Linked DNA regions of Homo sapiens: region 2 is linked to region 1. A link is a loop called in an ENCODE intact Hi-C map of the cell type or tissue named here. Cell type or tissue: ascending aorta. All regions are shown on one strand. Links, peaks and the distances in the headings refer to the core of each region. The heading gives the core; the rest is flanking DNA. Region 1 holds the start of NPAS3 (neuronal PAS domain protein 3). Region 2 holds the start of EGLN3 (egl-9 family hypoxia inducible factor 3).

Evidence for each region. A loop is a pair of places that touch in the nucleus more often than their neighbours do. Peaks named below come from ENCODE experiments on the same cell type or tissue, not always from the same donor. Only the 100,000 strongest peaks of a DNase experiment are listed, where the experiment ranks them.
Region 2: it touches region 1 in a loop (2.9-fold over the local background); 4 of 110 quality-filtered maps call a loop at or near these places.

Annotation. Positions count from the first base shown.
Region 1 is chr14:32,936,129-32,941,496 of GRCh38, forward strand. NPAS3 (neuronal PAS domain protein 3) reads left to right here and starts at 2,751. Exons shown (of 12, transcript NM_001164749.2): 1 at 2,751-3,238. The coding sequence starts at 3,189. In ascending aorta, for the core only: a CTCF peak has its summit at 2,301; DNase peaks (open chromatin) are centred at 1,947, 2,245, 2,433 and 3,713; H3K4me3 peaks cover 2,727 bases; H3K27ac peaks cover 2,301 bases.
Region 2 is chr14:33,948,540-33,953,907 of GRCh38, forward strand. It overlaps EGLN3 (egl-9 family hypoxia inducible factor 3), which reads right to left and starts at 2,535. Exons shown (of 5, transcript NM_022073.4): 1 at 1,857-2,535. The coding sequence starts at 2,213. RefSeq lists an enhancer at 2,303-2,472 and a silencer at 2,593-2,672. In ascending aorta, for the core only: no CTCF peak of the experiment used is centred there; DNase peaks (open chromatin) are centred at 1,922, 2,062 and 2,612; H3K4me3 peaks cover 3,020 bases; H3K27ac peaks cover 2,411 bases.

The DNA.
Region 1 (5,368 bases), core at 258-5,257:
TATTTAAACTGAAAAGGTTAAGATAATCTATCACTGCCATATTTTGTGCCTTCCAAGCAATGGCCCAGTGACCAGAGCAGATTTTGCATAACACACTGAGTGTTTTCCAAGTTGATGTCCAGTATTCCAAATATTCTGTAGAAGACTTCATTATATGCTCTGTGTACTGTCTGAAGTTTTTTTTTTTTTTTAAAGAGTTTGGAAAATAACTCAAAAAGGGGCTATTCCTTGTCAAAGGGATTTTTGATTTAAATTATTTTAGTCTTGTTTTACTTCAGTGATTACAGGAATCTTTAATACAAAAGATCTGGGACTCTTTCAAACATGAAAGACTAGAAAAGAATTAGATTTTTCCTTTTCATGGTTCAGGTATGTTTTTTTGGTCACTTATACAACATTTAAATGACAATAGTATCTGGCGGTCACTTTAACTAGGAAGTGCAGGCAATGGTCACAATAGTATGGTCTGTGAAGTAGGGAGTCAAGGGTCAGAAATGTCAGATGGCCTTTGGAAGATTTCAGGGACCTCCGGGAACTTGAGCTAACTTATACCATATAAATTGGGCATAAAAGGGTGGGGGATTAGGAATTTTCTGCCATCAGGTTTGCTCTGAGTGTTGTTATCCTTTACCATAAAGATCACCTCAGAGAGAATTTTCCCTCAAGGCAGGAGCACCAGGGGCAGTCCCCTACAGTCTGCCACCTCAGCACTGAGAGCTGCACTGGTGCTTTCCACTTTCAACTTTGAATTTGGGCACCTTATGAAGTCTCTGAATCCCACTGCAGTTCTAAAGACTAAGGCTTTTTTTTTTTTTTTTCTAGCATCTCTAAACTTTAGCCTTTGGGGTGTATTATTCCCTCCTTCGATTTTTATGTTATATTGGCAGAAGAGAAGATGATAGCTGTGAAAAATGTAGCCTTCTTTGATTTTGTTACTAAGACATGATGACACCTGTTACTGTCTTTTAGTCAAAATAGGGGGAGGGGGGCAGAGAGTGAGCCGTGTAGGTCAAGGTCATTGGCAGGTGTTGGAGGTAGGGTCTGAGTCAGGAGTCCCCTGTCCTCTGGCACCTCAACAGGATTGTGGGGTTCTGAAGGACAGACTTAGTTTCCGCTTGGATTTGTTTCCATCTGGATTTGTTTGTTAAGTGAATGGTGACATATCATTTTACCAAAAAATTATTTTTAAGTACTTTTGAGGAGTCCGCCGCGGGAGTGACAGGAGTGGGGGGTTTTTCAAGCAAAGAGTGGCCTCTTGGGAGACTACAAGCTTCTCTCATTTGTCATCTTCGGGCAGAAACCCCCTAGACTGGGTGTCCTGGAGCCAAAACTTTGAACTGGCAACTTTTTCCCTTCTCTGCCAGCCCATGTATATCTTGTCCATAACACTCTCCACTCCAGTTCATTTCTCATTCTCTCCTACCTGTAGAGTGTACTCCAAAGAGAACTTAAACACCATCATGCAGATTAAACACCTCTACCACGAAAAACATTTATGTGTTCCTTTGGAAGTTTCCAACTCCCAGCCCTACTTTACTGGAGTCGTAGAGACCGAATGGAGGACCCCTTTTCAGGTCTTTATTTTTTTCTTAAGCTTAAAGTCAAATGCAGAACCTCACACAGGACTGATGTTTTCCATCAGGCGCTTTCATTCATTCAAAGTGGAAATGCTTTGGGAGTCCTTTCTACTTGCCTGGTTGACACATGACTGACCCAAGTCTCTGCGTAAAAAGCTGTCCACACGCTTCTGATTGGTTTAGTGGAGAAAACGCTCTGACCAGGGTCTACCCAGGTAACAGGATTCTAGCCCGGGCCCTGCACTGAGTAGCCAGCCTTTCTCTAGGCCTTGCTGAACTGTCAAACCGGGGTGCGGCTGGGCTAGATCCCAGAGGGTGGCAGTCCGGTCCCAAGTCCCGGGACCCGAGTCGGGAGGGGCTTCTGTATGTGAGTTTAAACGCGCGGGGATTCACCTGTGAACCCTGGGGTCTGCACTCCTGTACGTCCGTGACTGATGCAGATGCTCCGGCTTTGGGAACGCTGCTGAGAGCGCCAGAGCCACAAGGTGCTTGTGCTGCTGCTGCACCGCCCACGGGGCTCTTGGGCCCATCTGCTTGGGCCAGCGCACCCCCCATCCGTATTGATTTCCGCTGCCCCCAAGGAGCTCCCGGGACTGTGTCCTGCCCCAGCTCGCTCCTGTGGCCTCCCAGTTCCTTTTTCTGTTTCTTTCTTTCCTCCTGGCTGCAATACTCCAGAGAAGGGAAGTGTTTGAAACTGCAACTGAGTGGCGTTGTTGCGCCGGCAGCCGAGCCTCCCAGTCCCCCAACGAGAAAGAGAGAGAGAGAGAGAGAGAGAGAAATTGAGAGAGAGAGAGAGAGAGAGAGAGAGAGAGAGAGAGAAGGGGGGGGAGGTGTGTGTCTGCGTACGAGAGAGCGCTCTGGAGCAAAGCAGCTGGAAAATGCCCAGAAATACTTTCACAGCGGTCAAGCTGGAACCCCCCGCGTGTCCTCCCCCTTCCCGCTCCTCCCGGCCTAGACCCCGCGCCCCCCGCAGGGAGGGTGTGCGCCCCACCTGCCACCGGGCTGCTCCGGGTGGTAGAAAGGGGTGACGGGGGACGGGGGCGGGGGCGGGTGGCGGCGCGGGGGTGAGAACCCGGAGGCGGCGGGGCCCTGGGCCGGGCTGCCCGCGGGACCGCGCGGCCGCCTCCCCCCGCCGCCGCCGCCGCCTCCCCCTCCTCCTCCTCCGCCGCCGCCGCCGGTCGCCTGTCTCCGCGCCGGGCATGCCTCGGGAGCCGGGGCGGCCCGGGCCGCGGGCGCTCTGCGGCGCATGGACGGCGGCGGCGCCGGGCGAGCAGCGGGAGGAGAAGGCGCAGGCGGCGGCGGAAGCGGCGACCCACGGCTGGGAGCACCGGCGGCGCGAGGGGACGGCCGGCCGCCCGCGAGGCTCCGGCCCCACTACTTTTCCGTAGCCTCCCCACCTCAGCAGCACGGCCGCCGCCGCCGCCGCCGCCGCCGCCACGGCCACGGCCACGGCCCCGGCCCCGGCCACCGCCCGCCGGGCAGCCCAGAGCGCCGCGCACGGCCGCACTCTCCCGCCACCCCACGCACACGCACACCCCCGCCCGCCCACGCCCCCCACCCGGGAGGGGGGAGAGAGGCAAAAAGTAAGAGAGGAAAAAAAATAGCAGGAAGATGGCGCCCACCAAGCCCAGCTTTCAGCAGGATCCTTCCAGGCGAGAACGGTAACACTTTTCTGTTTATTGAACCTGCCGCCGGGCCGCTGCTCCCGCCGCCGCCGCCTCCGCCGCCGAGGGCCCCTCTCCGCAGCCCGCCCGCCTCCTGGGCCGCGAGCCCGCGGGGACCTCGTCTGGGCGCAGCGCTCGCCCGGGGCCCCGCGCATTGTCCCCGCGGCGGCTGCGGCAGCGAGAGGCTCTGGCGGCGGCCGGGCTCTCTGAGCAGTCGCACCTCCTCGGCTCGGCGAATAGAGTGACTCACTGACAAAAAAAAAAAAAAAAAGAAGAAAGAAACAGAAAAGAGAAAAAGAAAAAGAAACAAACAGATGCGAAGGCGCTGCCGTGTGACGGGAGCAGCAGCGAGGGTGGGGGGCCGGGGATCCCCGGGGCCGCCGCAGGTCCCCTAGCAGCTGCTCTCGAGGAAGGGAATGAGGCTGGGGAGGGGGAGGGAAGGCGGCGAGCAGGGGGAGGAGGCGAGGAGCAGGAGGAGGAGGCCGGGGGCGGGGAGCGCGGAGCTCGCGCCAGGCCCGGAATGTGTCGCGGAGGGGCCGGCTCCGTCTCCGCGCGAGCAGCTAGGCCGGGCCGAGCCCAGAGGAGCGCGGCCGCCGCCTCCCTGCCTCCCGGGCTGCGCCCTCCGCTCGGCAACTTGTGGGTCTCCCGCTCTGCCCTCCGCTCTCATCTTCCCCTCCTCTCCATACCCCTCCCAAAGGAAAAAGAAAAATAAAGAAGAAAACCCTCAAATCCAAATAAGCAAACAAACAGCGAGATCCAAAATGTGTCAGCAGTTGGAGCATCTATGCCCCGTTAGTTACTGTTTGGGGATCTGTGTTTTAAAAAGTTCCTGGTGAGAATTGCATATCCAAGCAAGGGGCTCAGTCGAGCATGTCTATTTGAAGTTAGTTAAACTAGTACAGCCACAGGGAAAGGGAGTTTGTGTTCAAAATACCCGTAACTGTTCTACGTGAGTAGCATTGATAGATTTTCAGAGTAACTCAGCACCCCCTCCCCATCACCACCAACGTGGTTTTCCCTCCTGCTGTCCACCCAGCCTACTTTCTTTGGAATCCTATTTACTATTAATTGGCAACGTTAATGACATTAATTGCATATAGCATATTGGTTTGAGCAAAGTGGATATCTCTTTCTGTCTCCGAAGAGGAAAGGCGCAGTAGGAAGTATGAAACGTCACCCACTGATTCATGAGGAAAACAAATACAGTAAGATATATGCACCCCCACCCGCAGCAGGCGCGTTGATTTTCCTCACAGGCTTAAGTGAACTTGAAAAGAAGACAAAGGATGTGCTTAGTTGCAAGATTTAATTATTATAACATAGTTTTATTTTTGATGCAACATAATATTTAACCTATAGCTTACATCAGAAGACGATAAGGGGATATTCAGACATCCATTCATTTAAAAGGCTTCTATTGTACTGTTGCTTATTTCTTTCATACGATAGGGAAGGCACAATTGTCAGGATTAAGGAAATACTTTTGTTAAGTAGATACATAATTGACTAATTCTGAACTCTAGATGATTCTGTAAACATCATATATCAGAGAGTAAATCATACATAATCCAGTTTTTAAAGATGTTAAATGTGTATAGCATTAACTATTGCTCCCAAACTGTAGAAAATCTGACAACTCATACAGCTAAAATGAGTATTTACTTCTTAAGAAGTATCAGTGTTTCATGAAGAATTCACACTTTACTCTTGTAGTAGAAAAAATAATTTCTCAGAGCATTGTGCAAGGATTTTAAAAATTATTTTTTATCTAACATGAAGATGAATACTTTTTGAAATCTGAGGTTTATAATTGGTTTTCTTCCCCCTCCCCTCCCCTCCCCTTCCCTCCTCCCTCCCTCCCTTCCCCTCCTCCCTCCTTTCCCCTCCTCCCTCCTTCCCCTCCCCTCCTCCCTCCCTCCCTCCCTCCCTCCCTCCCTCCCTCCTTCCTTCCTTCCTTCCTTCCTTCCTTCCTTCCTTCCTTCTTCCCAGTTCTGTTGTTAATAAATATGTTTACTGGGATGGCCCCAGTAATCTCTCTAGCAAAGGCCTATTCGTGTGCCATTTTAGGAATTTCTCTGAGATAAGAATCTCGGAGATAGAATTAATTTCTAGGGGAAACTTCATAGC
Region 2 (5,368 bases), core at 130-5,129, 1.0 Mb after region 1:
TTTTTCATTCCACCCAAAAGATAACCTAAAATTGATGAATCATATCTACAGGATCTTTCTTTCCCTTACCCTAACTTACACAGTGTTTTTCCTTCCATTTGAGTTAAATTCTAGTCTGAAACCCTATCCCTATCCATTAAGTCAAAGCTAAATAAAAATATTTAACTTTCAATGTTAGTGGCCTCTTTCCATACCAATTAATCCTGACCTCCCTCAGAGCAAATTCTGCTCCTAGAATGATGAAGAAAAACTCCTAACACCTAAATTTACAAGAAACATTTAAAAACCCAATAAGAAGCCGTCTGCTCTTCCAGGTAGAAACTACCAGCATCTCAGCAACACTGAGGCTGACCCTTCCCCTCCCCGACACACCTCCACCACAGAAGACAGCAAGGTCATTTAATGCAAAAATCAAACTAGTCAAAGACGAGTGACTAATCCACCACCAACATGATGGAAGAAGAATAAAGAAACACTTTAGCATCAATCTCCTACAGAGTTCAGCTCACGCGGAATTTTTTTCCCCAAAGTAAAATTTAGAAAGCAGTATCTTCTAAGATTTACTTTACTTGGGTGCATTAATAACGATGCTTTCAGATATTCTATTCATGGCCTCTTGGCTTGGAAGTTGTACGGCAAACTGTGACTCCCCACTGCACTCATCCACCTCCACCCCTTCACTCCCACACGTTTCCAATCCTCACCACTTAGCCTTTATTCAGAGTGTTCCTCTCAGCGTATTAGAGAAATGAGAGAACAATGGTCTGTTCTGAGACAGGATCAGTCTTGAGACTGATTTGAGAAATACTATATTTATTGTCAAAGAGTGGTACATAGGTGAGTGTTCATCTTCCCTCTCATGCCGGTATACTCTGCTTCGCTGTTTCAGTAAAAGTTTTCCGTAGTTCTGAACGTCCCTTGACCACACCATAAGACAAGCGCAAGTCACTCAGAATTGCCACTGGAAAACTGGCTCAACTATCATTTGAGGAAAGACTGAGAAAGCCTATCCCAAAGTAATGGACATGCACCAACATCGCGGTACCTACATGTTCCCGTTTTTCTGCCAATCTACCTGTGTTTCCAAGATAAATTACCACCCAGGGAGTCACTTCCTGCTATGTGAACAAAAACCCGGTTTCTTTCTGGAGGTGCTTGACTACTCTCTCGTGAGCACTTAACTGGTTGTTTTGAGTGGACTTTGCCATCAATTCATAGTTAGGAAAAGGAAGGTGGTGGTGCAGGGCTCAGCATCAGGAGAGAATTTTCAGTCAAGAAGATGGTCTAACAATGTGCTGGGTCCCAGGGGGCAGAAGCAGCATTCAGAAGTGGAGTTTTACCCTTTCACACCTGCCCAACTCCACAAACCAACTGCCACATGGCAAAATCACAACTGCCTCCAGAATTCTGAGTGCTTTTGTAGAAATCTCTTCTGACCACAATGAAGGGCAGTATTAGGTGGCTTTAAAGTAGGCATTTAAGATCATGAGGACACGTGTGTCTCAGATGATACACAGTGTTTCCAATACCCTTTCCCTCCTTTGGATCTTTGAGAACCTCGTCTTAAAATCGGACCACAGCCACAGCTTGTCTGGCTTTTGTCACCCACAAGAGCCAATATTTCAAAGTCAACAGAAGGTCATCATCATGGTTCACCTGAGCCCCTTAACGTTGACTTTCGCTCAGAGGAGCTGGGGCGAGGGGTGGGGGGAAGCAGCGAGTAGAGACAAACCAGGCTGACTTCTTGGTTAAAAAACAAAGTTCGCTTACGGCCCTGGGAAGTCGACATACAACGGACTCCGAGTGCCTCCCGTCCCCGCGGGAGCAGCTGCGGCAGGGCGCCGAGCGCGTCCTACCTTAGACCTCTCCTTGACGTAGTATTTGCCCAGCCGGCTCCCGCAGTAGAGGACCAGCCTGTCGATGAGGGACAGGAGGAAGCTGATGGCCTCGCAGCCCTCCTCGTTGCCCCCGATCCACGTGATCTGGTCGCCCCGCAGGTGTCGCTTGGAGACGCCGGCGCGCGGCCCCGCCAGCTGGCCGTCCCGCAGGGCCCCGGTGCAGTGCAGCTGCTTGACGCGCTCCAGGACGCAGTCGCCCACCACCTCGCCCAGGAAGTTGTCCAGGTAGCAGAAGCCCACCTCGTGCAGACAGGGCACGATGTACTCCAGGGCAATTTTCTCCAGGTCCAGCCTCATGATGTGTCCCAGGGGCATCTCGCCCGCAGAATCGAGGTCCGGGATCCCCAGCGTGCAACCAGAGAGGGAACGATCTACACGAGCGCGAAGCCGAGGCGCGGGGAGCGTGGCCCGGGGTTCAGAAACCTGCGGCTGCCACGGTACCCGAGCCGCTGCAGCGTCGGGGACAAGGGAAAGTTTCTCGCAACTCTCGGGAGAAGGGATCTGCCTTCGGGAACCAGCGGGAGTGGTGCGGAGCTCCACGACCCGTTTCCGGACTGGCCCGGCGAGCAGTGCGGCGCAAGGAGTCGGAGGGCGCCTTTTGGGGATGGGAAGCCACCACTGCCGCGACTGCGGCCAGACTCCGGGAGACGCTGAGGTCCGGCCCTTAAGCCGGCCGACTCCGCGCGTCACGGGCTCCGCCCCGGGACCGCCTCCGGGACCGCCCTTTCCCCCGCCCCGCTGCCAGTCACCCCCGCCTGCTCTGCCCCTCCGCGAAGGATCCCAGAGAGCCCGGCGCCAACCTTAGTTGTTTGTGACCAGGGGAGCGGCTGGAAAGCAGACTGAATTTTTAGAATGCGCTGGATTTGCATATTGTTTTGCATAAAATCACATAACAAACTTGAAAACCTGGATCCCACACTGAAAATGTAAATAGAATTAACTGCCACATTCTGGGTTGGTCACCTCATAGACTTTTGAGCAAAATAATAACCCCAAAAACGAATATATTTATTAAGCAGTGGTCTTGTTCTACCTTTACCGGGTGTCTTTCCTTATTTACCCCATTCCTCTGCTGTTTGACCCAGTTCAAGCCACTGAGAGATTAGGAGGTATCTAGTTTTAACTAAAATTAATGCATTAACGAATATTTCCCTCAGCCCCTACTGTGTGCAAGGCACTATGTGCTTGAGGAGCTGGGGATGAGCACAATGAAGAAATGCTGAGTCATATCTGATTGAACTCTGCAAATGGTGTATTTTGCTTTGCTTGATGTTTTCCTCTACTTACCTTTCAAGCTTCCTATTAAAATATGATGTTCCGAAATTCTACCTTCCAAATTAATCACATGCTTCTGTAACAGTCAGAGGTATGTCCCCCAAAAGATACACTGTATTCTAGGTCTCTCACTTTTCCCACAAGCAGCTGTACTTTCACAAGAGGGACAGACACCACTGAGAAGACTTTGGTTATCTACAGATAAGCTGATTTGCTTTATGGAGTTTTGATTCCCTTTCCTACTGAACACCAGCGATCAGAATCAGGAAAAAATTCATAAATTGCATGCAAAGCTATTTGTACTTCTTTAAAAAAAAAAAAAAAGGAACTGTATTTTTTTTATTTATTTATTCTGAGACGGAGTTTTGCTCTTGTTGCCTGGGCTGGAGTGCAGTGGTGTGATCTCTGCTCACCACAACCTCCGCATCCCAGGTTCAAGCAATTCTCCTGCCTCAGGCTCCCAAGTAGCTGGGATTACAGGCGCCCGCCACCATGCCTGGCTAATTTTGTATTTTTAGTAGAGGTGAGGTTTCTCCACATTGGTCAGACTGGTCTCGAACTCCCGACCTCAGGTGATCCGCCCGCCTCGCCCTCCCAAAGTGCTCGGATTACAGGCGTGAGCCACCGTGCCCGGCCTATTTGCACCTTTTTTACTTCATATGAGTGCACACTTGGGTTCTTCATTTAAGTTGAAGAAAAGAATGTACAGGTTTTTCGGGTATTGTTTATTGTGGAAGCAAATTTCTACAGCTTTTTCACTTTTCTTCTTCCTCCAGCAGCCCTCTCCTCTCTGCCTCTGAGGGGAGAAAGGGAATGACATCCAGGACAAGAACAAAGAATAGAAGAGGAAAGGTGCTGCTACAAGTTGGAAAGAAGCAGACAGAGGCACGTGGTTGAGTAAGAACCTGGGGGATGGTGAAGGAGAGCAGTCAATGGTGGAGTGCTTAAGAAACTTTGATGAAACTTCTAGTTATATTGAGAGAGGTTCTCTGCCAAGTCAGTGATTAGTTGGCACCTTTGGTATTACCTTTGAGCAGGAGGTACCCCTCCTTGGGGTAAAGGCCATCACTGCTCAAAGAGCTCTTGTCTAAATTCCCAAGGCAGCTCCATGATGAGAGGAGACCATCATCCTTGGAACCCCAGTGTTTAGCACATAGTGAATGGCTAATAAATAGTTACTGGGAACTCAATGTCTGACCCTGAGCCATAGCAGCCTCCACTTGGGATTCAGTATGTCTGGGCTTATCTGGAAGGATCTATTTGCAAAAGGGGCTGGGGAGCCTCCCCAAAGAGAAGTCACTGGAAAAGAGTCAAGCAAATTAGCCTGACCCAGCACAAAAGCTTAGAGGCCAGTGGAGGGAGAACTTAGGAGTTCTACAGGGCATTTGTCTCTCAGCTTTGTCTATCTGAGCAGTGGACATTTGAGTGGTGGGAGCCAGAGACATAAAGTGAAAACTGGAGGACTGTTAAATTGCAGCAAAGGGCCAGGCACAGTGGCTCACACCTGTAATCCCAGCACTTTGGGAGGCCGAGGTGGGCAGATCACCTGAGGTCAGGAGTTTGAGACCAGCCTGGCCAACGTGGTGAAACCCCGCCTCAACTAAAAATACAAAAATTAGCCACACATGGTGGCAGGCATCTGTAATCCCAGCTACTCGGGAGGCTGAGGCAAGAGAATCACTTGAACCCAGCAGGTGGAGGTTGCAGTGAGCTGAGATTATGCCACTGCACTCTTGCCTGGGTGACAAAAGTGAAATTTAGCCTTAAAAAAAAAAAATTGCAGCAAGGAGTGAAATGGAGTGCAGTACCAAAAAGGAGGAAAGCCCTCCTCTCTACTTCTGCTTGAACCCTGCACAGAAGGAACTGCTTTGCCTCCTGCAGTGATCTCCTCCAGGGGCACTATGGATAATGGGGTGACCAGGAGAAACCTGGTCTAAGACAGCCTGAATGTAGACCCTGGTTGGCATTGGGTCGTGCATTTTGCAGCTTTGGGGACTGTGTAAATCTCAGAAGTAGATATCCCTGAAGAGGGACAGAATCAAAAAGGGGGAAGGTGACAGATAATCCTTAGTAACTAGCTGAAATGTTTCTAGCTGGAGGCTTTTTGTAGATACACCTTATTCCTAGGAACGATAAGGAGGGAATTTACAAAGGAATGGAAACCTGCAATCACTGGTAGAGGGGTGGTGGTCAGT